Linked DNA regions of Homo sapiens: regions 1 and 2 are each linked to region 3. A link is an interaction called in ENCODE POLR2A ChIA-PET data of the cell type or tissue named here. Cell type or tissue: IMR-90. All regions are shown on one strand. Region 1 overlaps GFPT1 (glutamine--fructose-6-phosphate transaminase 1). Region 2 overlaps ANXA4 (annexin A4). Region 3 overlaps GFPT1 (glutamine--fructose-6-phosphate transaminase 1).

Region 1 (4,000 bases), 53 kb before region 3:
ACACTAAAAACAAAAGCACTATGTTTTGGTTGCCACAATGGCTGAGAAACCAGGAATGCTACAAAGTCTTCAATGTGTGGGACAGTTCCAAACAAAAAAGAATTGTCCTGCCAAATGCCAATAGCTGCCCTGTTAAGAGATAGAGGTTATATTAAGAAAACAGGTGGAGACTACCCAAGGTGAGTCACAATCTTGGAGGTGAACCCCAAGGTTCCTTCAAGTTCTATGGGTAAGAAGATGTTGTGATGTAACCTACAAATTGGGCCATGAAAATATAACAGGTGACAGATATATATTTGATAGATTTCTCAAACACTATTGTTAAAAATTTAGGAGAAAAAAATCAGAATGTATCCAGGTAAAAAACCATCCCAAGATTTCTGCAGTGGTAGATGACTTACATCATAGCCTCTCAGCACAGCAAGGTGGAAAGCCAGCAACTGTAAAGGGATCACGCTGAGAATGCCCTGCAAGCAGTCCACTGAGTGGGGCACCTTGATCGTTCTTTTTGTGTTCTTAATGGTCTCAGTATCCTCCTTATCACAAATTACCACAGGCCGCCCCTAGGAAAGAAAATCACACACATACACAACATCACTGGTGGGCAAAGGCAGGGCTATAGCTTACGAATGTGCAAAAATTGCACTGCATAATCCATATGAAGCCTCACGGACAGACTTCTTTAAATTCCTGTGTAGTAAATCTGATTGTTATTACTTATAGTCGAGGAAACAGAAGCGTTATGGGATCCAGTAATTTGTTTAAACTCATGCAACTAAGAAATACCAGGCTTAGTACTTGACTGCAGGTTTGCCTAACTTCAAAGCTCAAGTTCATTACCACCACATTGTGCTTAGGGAATAATATCTTTTGGAATTTATATATAAAGCCAACTGATCTGAAGAAAACTCAATTATATAATATTAAAATAAAACCTAGATGTTAGATTTCCCCTGAAATATATCGCGTGTGTGTAATTTTTTTTAATTTATTTTATTTACTGTTTTAGAGACAGGGTCTCACTATGCTACCCAGGCTGTATTCAAACTCCTGGACTCAAGTGATCCTCCTGCCTCAGTCCCCAGAGTAGCTGGGACTACAGTCATGTGCCACTGCAACCAGCTGAAATATATATTTAAAAATATTTTAAAATACATTTTTAAATGTTTTAGAAGTATTAAATTAAAAAGGAACAGCATATGTTAACTAAAAGAAGACAGGATGTGGAGACCAAGACCTCAGTTCTGGTCTTGGTTCTGCCCAATATGAGATCTATGACCTTGGTCTTCTTAAAGCTCTAAGTATCTGGGCCAGGCGGGGTGGCTCATGCCTGTAATCCCAGAACTTTGGGGGGTTGAGGCAGGTGGATCACTTCAGGTCAGGAGTTCGACACCAGCCTGGCCAACATGAAACCCCATCTCTACCAAAAATACAAAATTAGCCAGGCGTGGTGGAGTGTGCCTGTAATCCCAGCTACTTGGGAGGCTGAGGCAGGAAAATTGCCTGAACCCAGGAGGCAGAGGTTGCAGTGAGCCAAGATTGTGCCACTGCACTCCAGGGTGGGTGACAGAGACTCCATCTCAAAAAAAAAAAAAAAAAAAAACTCTTAAGTATCTGATTCCTCACATGTAAACCTCAAAGGCTGTATTCCAAAGTAAATGAGTTAACACGTGTAAACATGTTTTGTAAGTCATTCAAATAAGCTAGCGTAACTCCCCTCTTTGATCCCCAAGGTGTTCTCACAGTCCCCCGACTTACCTGCCGAGCAACCACTTGCTGAAGAGCATTCTGACACTTGGCATAAGTGTGATCTCTCATGATGATCATGATCACAGGCATCAATTTATCCACCAAAGCCAGAGGGCCATGTTTCAATTCACCAGCAAGGATGCCTTCAGAGTGCATATAAGTAATTTCTTTGATTTTCTAATAGGAAAGAACCAGATTTGTCTTCAATCCACTTTTCAAAAATCCATGTTTAAGTAAATATTATAAAAAGCATCTGATATGTCAAGCCACTGTCTATCTATCCAAAAGTATTAAAGGACCACTGATCTATAAATATATCTAACAAGTTAATAGATCACTATTTCTATATTATCAACATGTAATTGGAAGTTTTAAAGCTCCACAAGGACTTTTTAAAGATTTTAGATTATCACAAACATATTCATATTTCTGGTTAACCCTTTTTTTTTTTTTTTTTAAGACAGAGTCTTCTTCGATCGCCCAGGCTGGAGTACAGTGGTGTGATCTCGGCTCACTGCCACCTCCACCTCCTAGGTTCAAGTGATCTTCCCGCCTTAGCCTCCCAAGTAGCTGGGATTATAGTCATGCATTACCACATCCAGCTAATGTTTTTGTATTATTAGTAGAGATGGGGTTTCACCACGTTGGCCAGGCTGGTCTCGAACTTCTGACTTCAAGTTTGATCTACCTGCCATGTCCTCCCAAAGTGCTGGGATTATAGACGTGAGCCACTGTGCCCAGCTTGACCTCAATTAAATTTCTTATCTAGAGAACTTAATCTTTATTCATATTTGAACAAATTAACCCAAGTTACTTGCTAAATCCAAGTTTATCATGTTAAAATGTACTCTTTTTGATTTTCACTTCTGAACAGAGTTCTCTGTTGCACTTTCTCAAAGTAAACAAACCACAATGCATAAATACAGAAGCACTTTCAAAAGTTCTACCTATTTCATTCATTTAATGTAAAAGTATGACTATGTGTCAGGTCTGCAGGTCAATGGACTGATACTAATTAGAACTGAGAAAACTTACCAGTGCCCCTTCAAGACAAGTAGCATAATGATAGCCTCGTCCCATTATCAGAACTGACTTCTGATGATAAAGTTCTGTTGCTAGTTTCTGAATTTCGTCATCCATGCTCAGTACTTCCTTAATCAAATCTAAGAAGTAATATTAGCAAAAAAGGACAATAAACCAAACAAATAAAATAACAATATATTGGCAGCAAATAACAAAAGACCAGTGTTTCTATTCCTCTGTGCTATCAATCAGTATGGGTATTTTTTTAATACATCGGAGCAAACGTAGAAAGATCTTATTGACTAAATAGCTACAAGCCACAGCTTCAAGGATAAGAGAATTTTACCTATTACCCACTCCCTTAGACAACAAAAGTGTAATATATGAGTGTCTTTGTACCAGGCAGCCGTTTCAATCCAAGCATGATCTCTTTGCGTCTTTCTTGCATGGAGATCCGATCATCACACATCATAAGGGCAAACATCACAAGGGATACAAACTGGCTGGTATAAGCCTGAAACATCACAAAAAAGCAGGACAATTAGTTGCAGCTGCATCTGAAGAATTTAGAACTTTTAATTTTAAAAAGCTGAAAATAAAATTCCCATTGGTTTTACAGTATATATTCTCTATCTCTTAAAACTACGTTAGGGCCAAGCATGGTGGCTCATGCCTGTAATCTCAGCACTTTGGAAGGCCAGGGCAGGGGGATCGCTTGAGCTTAGGAGTTCGAGACCAGCCTGGGCAACATAGCGAAACCCTGTCTCTAAAAAAAATACAAAAATTAGCTGGGTGTGGTGGTGTGCACCTGTGGTCCCAGCTACTCAGGAGGATCACTTGAGCCCGGGAGGCAGAGGTTGCAGTGAACCAGGATCGCACCACAGCACTGCAGCCTGGGACAGAGTGAGACCCTGTCTCCAAAAAACAAAAATAAACTATCTTAGTAACAGTGAACTGAACCAGTACTTGGGAAATCTATCACTATTCTCCTTTTCTGAATCTTGAACAAATGACTCAACCTTTATTTCTTAGATACAAAAGCCAAACACCTTATAACCCATTGAATGCTTATAAAATTCCTAATATCCCTAAGAAAGGAAGGAAAAGATGAGCAAATCAGCATGTGCCTAACCACATTTAGTTTTTGGTGTAAGTCAAAAGGCAAGTGCTTGATAAACTCTCCTTGGGGTACTTGCACTGGTATTGCTGGATTTTTTTTTTTAATTGC
Region 2 (4,000 bases), 390 kb after region 3:
AATATATACATATGTACACATATATAATATTCATATAATTATACACGTATACACATACTATATAGTATATGCGAGTATATATTATAGCATGTATTCAGCATGGTATAATATAAAGGTCTCTAAAGACAGGCAGACCTATGAAAACATAGCTCTTATCACCTATTACTGAGTGACCTGGGGTACTATGCTTAACTTCTCTAAAACTTAAATTATCATGTCCAGTCCACTGGAAAATAATAGGGCAAAATGATATAATAGTGACAAAACACATAAGCATTCAGTACAACTAGCTCAATAACTACTTATTTTAAAATAAAGTCCCTCTGGCTCTAGAGGATGGAATAAGGAATACAAGGCCAGCTCTCCTGATGGTTACAGCTGCTTAGCAGTGGCAAAGCCTACCTGTGGAGGAGTGAGCGCAGGGCCAGAGAGAGGATGACTGGAAGCTGGGAGAGGACCATTGAGAAAGGTCGTAAAGTCTTTACAGCAGGAAGTTCAACCACGTCATCTCTGTAGCTTCCAGGATTTTTTTAAATGGCAGGTTACTCTTAAACCTACAAGGCATAGGGGATCATATACTGTCATGAAAGGTATACAGGCGGAAAGGAAAGTGTGCCGTTTAGTAAATCAAATGGTACCTGACATGGGGCAGGCATTCAGATAATGTGTGTTGAATGAGTAGGTGAATGAACATGAAACATCAGTAAAACTGTCCTGTAAGTCCCATGATAGAAATAATCAGCATTACTACCACATCAGCTTCTTGTTTCTCAGGTCACTGGACTGAGGGGAGGGAAATCCAAATAATTTGTCTGCAATTAAAAGGCAGAAGGTCAGGTGCAGTGGCTCATGCCTGTAATCCCAGCACTTTGGGAGGTGGAGGCAGGCTGACCACTTGAGCCCAAGAGTTCAGGCCCAGCCTGAGCAACATAGTGAGACCCCATCTCAAAAGAAAAGTTAAAAAACAAAAAACAAAAAAAAACCTCCACCAACAAAAAACCAGCCAACTGAAATTCCAAAGGTCTCTAGTCCACAGGTGGCACTAGGGGTCACTCAGAAAATAAAAATTAAAAAGAAAATTACTTAGGAAAGTCTAAAGCACTATATTGGGTACTTCATTATATCTGAAGCAAGTTGATGATGGTGCCCAGAAAAACAAGGTAGGGAAGCTGCACATTTATAAAGCGTATTAGAATATTCTTTGATTTATGCACTATTCGAAGCTTGAGCCTGGGAACTAAGGCCATACAACAAAGCAAGGATTAAACTATCAACATGTGGGACCCAGTCAGCTTTCCCAGCAATCATTGAGGCCACTGTGACTTTCCTTATTGTTATAAAATGTAGATATTTAGCCCTACCTCTTAAGACAAGATAGAACTCACCACAACCAGTTTTCACTACTGTAGTATCTAGTGGCTTTCAAATCAGGTAAACTAGGTGTTTTATCCCAGTCTGGCCTCATGCTAACTTCAGGCAAATTACACAACTTTTCTCAGTTTTTAACTTGTTAAGTGGAAATAATAGTCATTGTCCCAGAGGTTATTGAGTAGATAAGATAACATGGAGGAGTGTTTAATAAGTGTTCCCTCCCTCCTTCCCCTGCCTTTTAGACAAAGCAATCATTGGAGTAAAAACTGGCTTTGGCATGATGTGGGAAGAGCAGAGAAGGCGTGGGATGTTTTAAATTATATGTAAAATACATTTTTTTATTTTTTTGAGACGGAGTCTCCCTCTGTCACCCAGGCTGGAGTGCAGTGGCGTGATCTCGGCTCACTGCAGCCTCTGCCTCCAGGTTCCAGCGATTCTCCTGCCTCAGACTCCCGGGTAGCTGGGATTACAGGCACGTGCCACCACACCCAGCTAATTTTTGTATTTTTAGTAGAGATGGGGTTTCCTCATGTTGGCCAGGCTGGTCTCAAACTCCTGACCTCAGGTGATCTGCCCACCTCAGCCTCCCAAAGTGCTGGGTTTACAGGTGTGAGCCACTGCACCAGGCCTAAGATACATGTTTTTTAATTACTTGTGGATTGAAAGGATTATTATTGCCCTCAACAGTGCTGTGAATAACTGGCCAAAATATGGACAAAAGACCGTCCGTAAGTTACTAGCTGGGTGCTAGGCTGGAATCGATTCTTATTTAAGATGGCCTAGTAGGCAGGCCTCCAAATTTGTTTTCATTCCTTTACCTTCTACATCTTGCCTTTGAATACACGTTTAAAATGTTATTTCTCCCAACTCAAACCCCGTCACTGCAATAAAACTTCCTTTACTTTTAGAAGGATCTAAGTTCCAAGAAAAAAAGAAGGAAAAAAAGAGAGTTACTCTCATTTTCCTATTTCATAGACAGTTTTGAAAGCCTTTAGTGTTTGGGTGGGGCCCAGTCACACCCTTTGCAATCTGCAGACCAGTGGTTTAAATTTGTCATCCTTGTGGGCTGTAAAATGAAACCATGTACCAAAGAAAAATAGTGAATGACTCACTCACATGTGATCTTCCAGCGAAGGGAAGGATTCAGTAGGAATGTGCCACAAGGCTGGCAGGTCCCTTCATAATAGGCTCAGGTGGCCTGTTCTGGGATGTGGGTCAATGTTAGGAACCTGAATGGAGGCCGCCAAGTTGTGGTGGGGTCTGAAGGAGAGCTTCAGTTACCGGGGTGAATTCACCACAATGCAACATCCAGCAGACCCAGAGAAACTCTCTCTCAGCACGACAAGAAAGGGAGGATTCCTATTCACCAGGCTCATTAAACCTGTACGCACACACACATGCAAACACACACGTGCAGACACACACACGTGCAGACACACACATATTGCTAATTTATTTATATTAAGAAATACAGTGCCAGGCATGGTGGTTCACACCTGTAATCCCAGCACGTTGGGAGGGTGAGGCAGACGATCGCTTGAGCCTAGGCATTCAAGGCCAGCCTAGGCAATGCAGCGAGGCCTTGTCTAGAAAATTTAAAAAAAAAAAAAATTAGCTGGGCGTGGTGGCACGTACCTGTAGTTCCAGCTACTCGGGAGGCTGAGGCGGCAGGATCTCTTGAGCTAAGTAGTTCGAGGCTGAAGTGAGCTATGACTGTACCACTGCACTCCAGCCTGGGCAACAGGGCAAGACCCTGTCTCCAAAAAAAAAAAAAAGAAAAAAAAAAAAAAAAGAAAGGAAAAATATTATTTAGGCAAAAATCCTCATGCTCCAATATTTGTAGACAGGTTGATTTGGGAAGCCAAACTCTAGCCTAAAAGGTGCTTGGCAACCATGGAACAAGGGAGTATTAGATGGACAGAATTCATCTTCACAGTGGGGAAATATCTGACCCCCGACCACTGGCTTCACCCTTTCCGTAGGACAGGGCTTAGATGAATATTTCAAAGTAAGCATCTGTGCCAGTTTTGCATGGAGCTTGCTCTGCTGATGGACACAAGTTTTCCTTAAACATGCTAATATCTTCCAGCAAGCCTGCTTCAACCCAGGAGCCGTTCTTTCCCATTAAAATGAGTTTGCATATCTTTGTTTTGATGGGTGTTTGCTGATTTTACTAGTCTAATGCTTAGGGAAGTATCTACTTTGCCCGCTTTCCAAATGCTGGGTGAGAGAGGAGAATGCACCACACTGTTACCTCCACATATAGCCTACTAAATAGGACTTGAAATCAGAAGTTCTTGTTCCACATCCCTGCAGTCTGCCATAAGGACATAAGAAACTTTCTAGTTGAGTCAGCACCTGGCTTGCCCATTTCTGGCAGATACAACTGGGCAATTTGTGTTACAGTGTATTATTATCCTTCTGGACATCCTGGAAACCAGTATAGATGTATTCTCAACATACCTACTTTTTCTTTATGAATTCATTGTAAATTATTTCCATGAATTTATGTAATCTTAGTTGAAATAAGTTGAACTTATTTACAACTTATTTTTCCCTTTTGTAACTGCTATTGAGATAGGTCTCATATGTTTAATTCCCAACTATCTTTCAGTTGCTCCAAAACTAT
Region 3 (4,000 bases):
TGCGATCTTGGCTCACTGCAACCTGTCTCCCAGGTTCAAGCAATTCTCCTGCCTCAGCCTCTGGAGTAGCTGGGATTACAGACGTAAGCTACCACGCCCAGTTATTTTTTTATTTCTTGTAGAAATGAGGTCTTACTACATTGCCCAGGCTGGTCTCGAACTCCTGGACTCAAGCGATCCTCTTGTTTCGGCCTCCCAAAGTGCTGGGATTACAGGCATGAGCCAATGCATCCAGCCAAGGTACATCTTCTACAATCCTAAAAGCACATATAAAGGCCAGATGCCGTGGCTCACGCCTGTAATCCCAGCAATTTGGGAGGCTGAGGAGGGTGGATCACTTGAGGTCAGGAGTTCGAGATCAGCCTGGCCAACATGGTGAAACCCCGTCTCCATTAAAAATACAAAATTCCTAGCCAGGCATGGTGACGCGTGCCTGTCCCAGCTACTCAGGAGGCTGAGGCAGAAGAATCACTTGAGCCCAGGAGGTGGGGCAGAGGGTGAAGTGGGCCGAGATTGCGCCACTGCACTCCAGGCTGGGCGACACAGTGAGACTCTGTCTCAAAAAAATAAAAAATGTAAAAGTAAAATAAAATAAATCACACATACAAAAATAACATATGGAGTGAAACAATTAAGACTTTCAATTATTTGTGTGTTTAATTGGTTCATGTCTCCCCTACTTTACTGTAACTATTGCCACTAGAAGGGGCTCCATGACACGTCTCTTGCACATTTAACATTCTGGAGCTCAAATCACTAGTTAAGTCATGACATCTCTATACATTCCCTCACAGTCAACCTATGTCATCATCTTTCTTGAGAAAAAAAAGCATGTACTTCCTGCTCACAATCTTCAAATATTCCATCTCTCTCTCTTCTGACCATTCACATCAGACTACAATTTTTCATCATACTGCCAAGTCAAACCCTCTGGGTCCACTGTGCTCTGACTCCTAGTCTCTGAGCATCTCTACACTGAACTATGACAGCCAAGGAGAACTCATCTATCCTATCCATTTCGGTCCACTTTCGGATGGGCCCTCCGAACTGCTGACCAATCCTATTAATTCATCACTTGCTTAACTTTCAAACTTCTCCCAGATATTATTTTAGAGTCTAAGCTACATACTACTCTCAAATCCTCATTTTCTCTTCCCAGCTTCTTTTTCATTTTTGGTAGATTCTTACTTTATAGAATTAAAGTCTTTTTTTTTTTTAGACAGAGTCTCGTTCTGTCACCCAGGCTGGAGGGCAGTGGCGCTATCTCAGCTCACTGCAACCTCCACCTCCTGAGTTCAAGCGATTCTCCCGCCTCAGCCTCTTGAGCAGCAGCTGGGATTACAGGCGTGTGTTACCACGCCTGGCTAATTTTTGTATTTTTAGCAGTGACAGGGTTTCACCACGCTGGCCAGGCTGGTCTCGAACTCCTGACCTCAGGTGATCTGCCCGCCTCGGCCTCCCAAAGTGCTGGGATTATAGGCGTGAGCCACTGCGCCTGGCCAGAATTAAAGTCTTCATTTTCTTTTTTTGTTTTTAAAATATAGAGACAAGGTCTCAATATGCTGTCCGGGCTGGTATCAAACTCCAAGCCTCAAGTGATCCTCCCACCTCAGCCTCCCAAAATGCTGAGTTCACAAGCATGAGTCACTGCCCCTCACCCATCTTCTTTTCAACAGTTTAACAATATATAAATACTTCTCATCCTTCCTTGTAATCTCAAGAGAGACATATTACACATACTACTCTCTGAAGCTAGCCTCTCCCCTACTTGTAACTTTTTTTTTTTTTTTTAACAGTCCTGCTCTGTCACCCAGTACCCAGGCTGGAGTGCAGCAGCACAATCATAGCTCACTGCAGCCTCAAACTCCTGGACTCAATCCTCCCACCTCAGTCTTCTAAGTAGACTGGACTACAGGTATGCACCACCATGCCTGGCTAATTTTTTTTTTTTTAATAGAGATGGGATCTCACTATGTTGCCCGGGCTGATCTTGAACTCCTAGCGTCAAGCAATCCTCCTGCCTCAGCTTCCTGAGTGGCTGGGATTACAGGTGTAAGCCAAAACACTGGCTACTTATAACTCTTTTTTTTTTTTTTAATTGAGACAGAGTGTCACTCAGTCACCCAGGCTGGGGTACAGTGGCGTGTTCTCAGCTCACTGCAACCTTCACCTCCCAGGTCCAAGCACTTCTCCTCCCTTAGCCTCCCAAGTAGCTGGGATTACAGGTGCGTACCACAACAGCTGGCTAATTTTTGTATTTTTAGTAGAGATGGGGCTTCGCTATGTTGGCCAGGCTGGTCTCAAACTCCTGACCTCAAGTGATTCGCCCACCTCAGCCTCCCAAAATGCTGGTATTACCAGAGGGAACCCCACACTGGGCCTTACTCCTAACTCTTGATGAGTGTTTCTCCAACTTTGTAAATACAGAACTCTTTTGTTAACATCAAAATATTCTGAGGCTCCTTCACAACAATGGGTTAAATTTTTATTATTCAATGATCTAGAACAATCTTTATTCAACTTACAGACAAAGTTATAAGCATATGAATAAGCAATGAACACCCTGTAACAACTTCAGGGCTTGTAGGTCAGGAACCACAGCTCTAGAATTCAACTTCTCAACACTCCCAGGGGACCTCAATCCCAAAATCCTCTTCTTTTTCATATTACTTGCAGCCCTCCTCCTAAACACAAACTGAGACCCTTCTGCCTTGACATATGCAATTTCTCTAATAATTTCTTCATAACCATATCCAATTAACTTCTCTGCAGTATTACATATGAATGACCTTTTTCTACTTTTATAGACTCTGTTCAAGGCAATATACTACTTTGGAACTCTTCTGCCTTTAACCACTGTTCCTTGGTCTGTTTTCCTGGCACTTCTATTTCCTCCTTCATCTGGTAGTAGTTCTCAAACTATTTCCGCCTCCATTCACTGACGGTTAACATATGCCATTAATGATTACCTCTCACAGTATACTAATACTCTACAAGTTGAGTAAAAGTCCTGCCCCATCACCCAGAACATTCCTGAACCTAACACAGAAACCCAAACCCCAGAGCTCTCCAGTCTCTAAATTTCTACTCATTCTACTTGTGGTCTATGACATGGCAATGAACAAGGACTGTGTATTTTCACCTGAAGCTGTTGCATGTGCATTCATTTTCTTTCCTCTGATCAGGCAGCAATTTCTTGAAGGCAACTCTCTTATTTTAGTCATCTCTGCAAAGGGCAGAGTGCCAAGTATAAAGCCATCATTTCAAATACCTGCAAGTATCTTCTAACACTTTCTAGGCACCTGAAATATACGGTCAAAAAATTCTCAAACCACAGAAACAGAACACTATTTCACCGGATGCTAAAAAGGAATGAAGTAAAGAAAGGTTTCATAATTAAAGGTTTAAGAACTACCTGGTTAAAGTTAGGTATATATTTAGAACTTTCTGGAACCTTTAATCTTGCTAATTGTGAATCTCCAAGAGCAGAATTTCCCAAACTTGTGTTACAAAACCCTTTCCCGCCTTCTACTGCTCATTACCAGAACCTATTAACCTCCATTTCCAGGGGACAATTGAAGAAATGCTTATTAAGCAATTATTTTCTCTCACAACTTCTTCATATCCAGTATATGTAAGGATATGTTAATAGTACTGGTTTTATGACCAATCCTAGCAGCCAATCTCAGCATCCCTCAATTATCTCCAAAGCCATTAGACAGTATAATTACAAAAAACTTTTGAAAAATTCATTTTAGGATACTTTAAAATTGCAAGTTCCTTTACTGCTTTTAAAAAGGATCTCATTTGCAAACATTCCATTTATTTATTTATTTATTTACTTATTTATTTATTTATTTTGAGACAGTCTCTCACTCTTGTCGCCCAGGCTGGAGTAGAATGGCACTATCTCAGCTCACTGCAACCTCCACCTCCTGGGTTCAAGAGATTCTCCTGCCTCGGGCTTCCGAGTAACTAGGATTACAGGCATGCGCCACTA

Evidence for each region. ChIA-PET counts read pairs that join two places held together with the same protein. Peaks named below come from ENCODE experiments on the same cell type or tissue, not always from the same donor. Only the 100,000 strongest peaks of a DNase experiment are listed, where the experiment ranks them.
Region 1: POLR2A ChIA-PET joins it to region 3 with 14 read pairs; 3 of 35 experiments call an interaction of 5 or more read pairs at or near these places.
Region 2: POLR2A ChIA-PET joins it to region 3 with 10 read pairs; 4 of 35 experiments call an interaction of 5 or more read pairs at or near these places.

The regions. Positions count from the first base shown.
Region 1 is chr2:69,326,513-69,330,512 of GRCh38, forward strand. It overlaps GFPT1 (glutamine--fructose-6-phosphate transaminase 1), which reads right to left. Exons shown (of 20, transcript NM_001244710.2): 16 at 3,172-3,286; 17 at 2,785-2,912; 18 at 1,759-1,926; 19 at 402-563. Among named protein-coding and RNA genes, the nearest start is that of GFPT1, 59 kb to the right of the region's middle. In IMR-90, no CTCF peak of the experiment used is centred here; no DNase peak of the experiment used is centred here.
Region 2 is chr2:69,767,963-69,771,962 of GRCh38, forward strand. All of the region lies in intron 1 of ANXA4 (annexin A4), which reads left to right. Among named protein-coding and RNA genes, the nearest start is that of ANXA4, 28 kb to the left of the region's middle. In IMR-90, no CTCF peak of the experiment used is centred here; a DNase peak (open chromatin) is centred at 2,449.
Region 3 is chr2:69,379,782-69,383,781 of GRCh38, forward strand. The region is part of intron 1 of GFPT1 (glutamine--fructose-6-phosphate transaminase 1); the gene reads right to left. Among named protein-coding and RNA genes, the nearest start is that of GFPT1, 5.4 kb to the right of the region's middle. RefSeq lists an enhancer at 1,690-1,739. In IMR-90, no CTCF peak of the experiment used is centred here; a DNase peak (open chromatin) is centred at 1,670.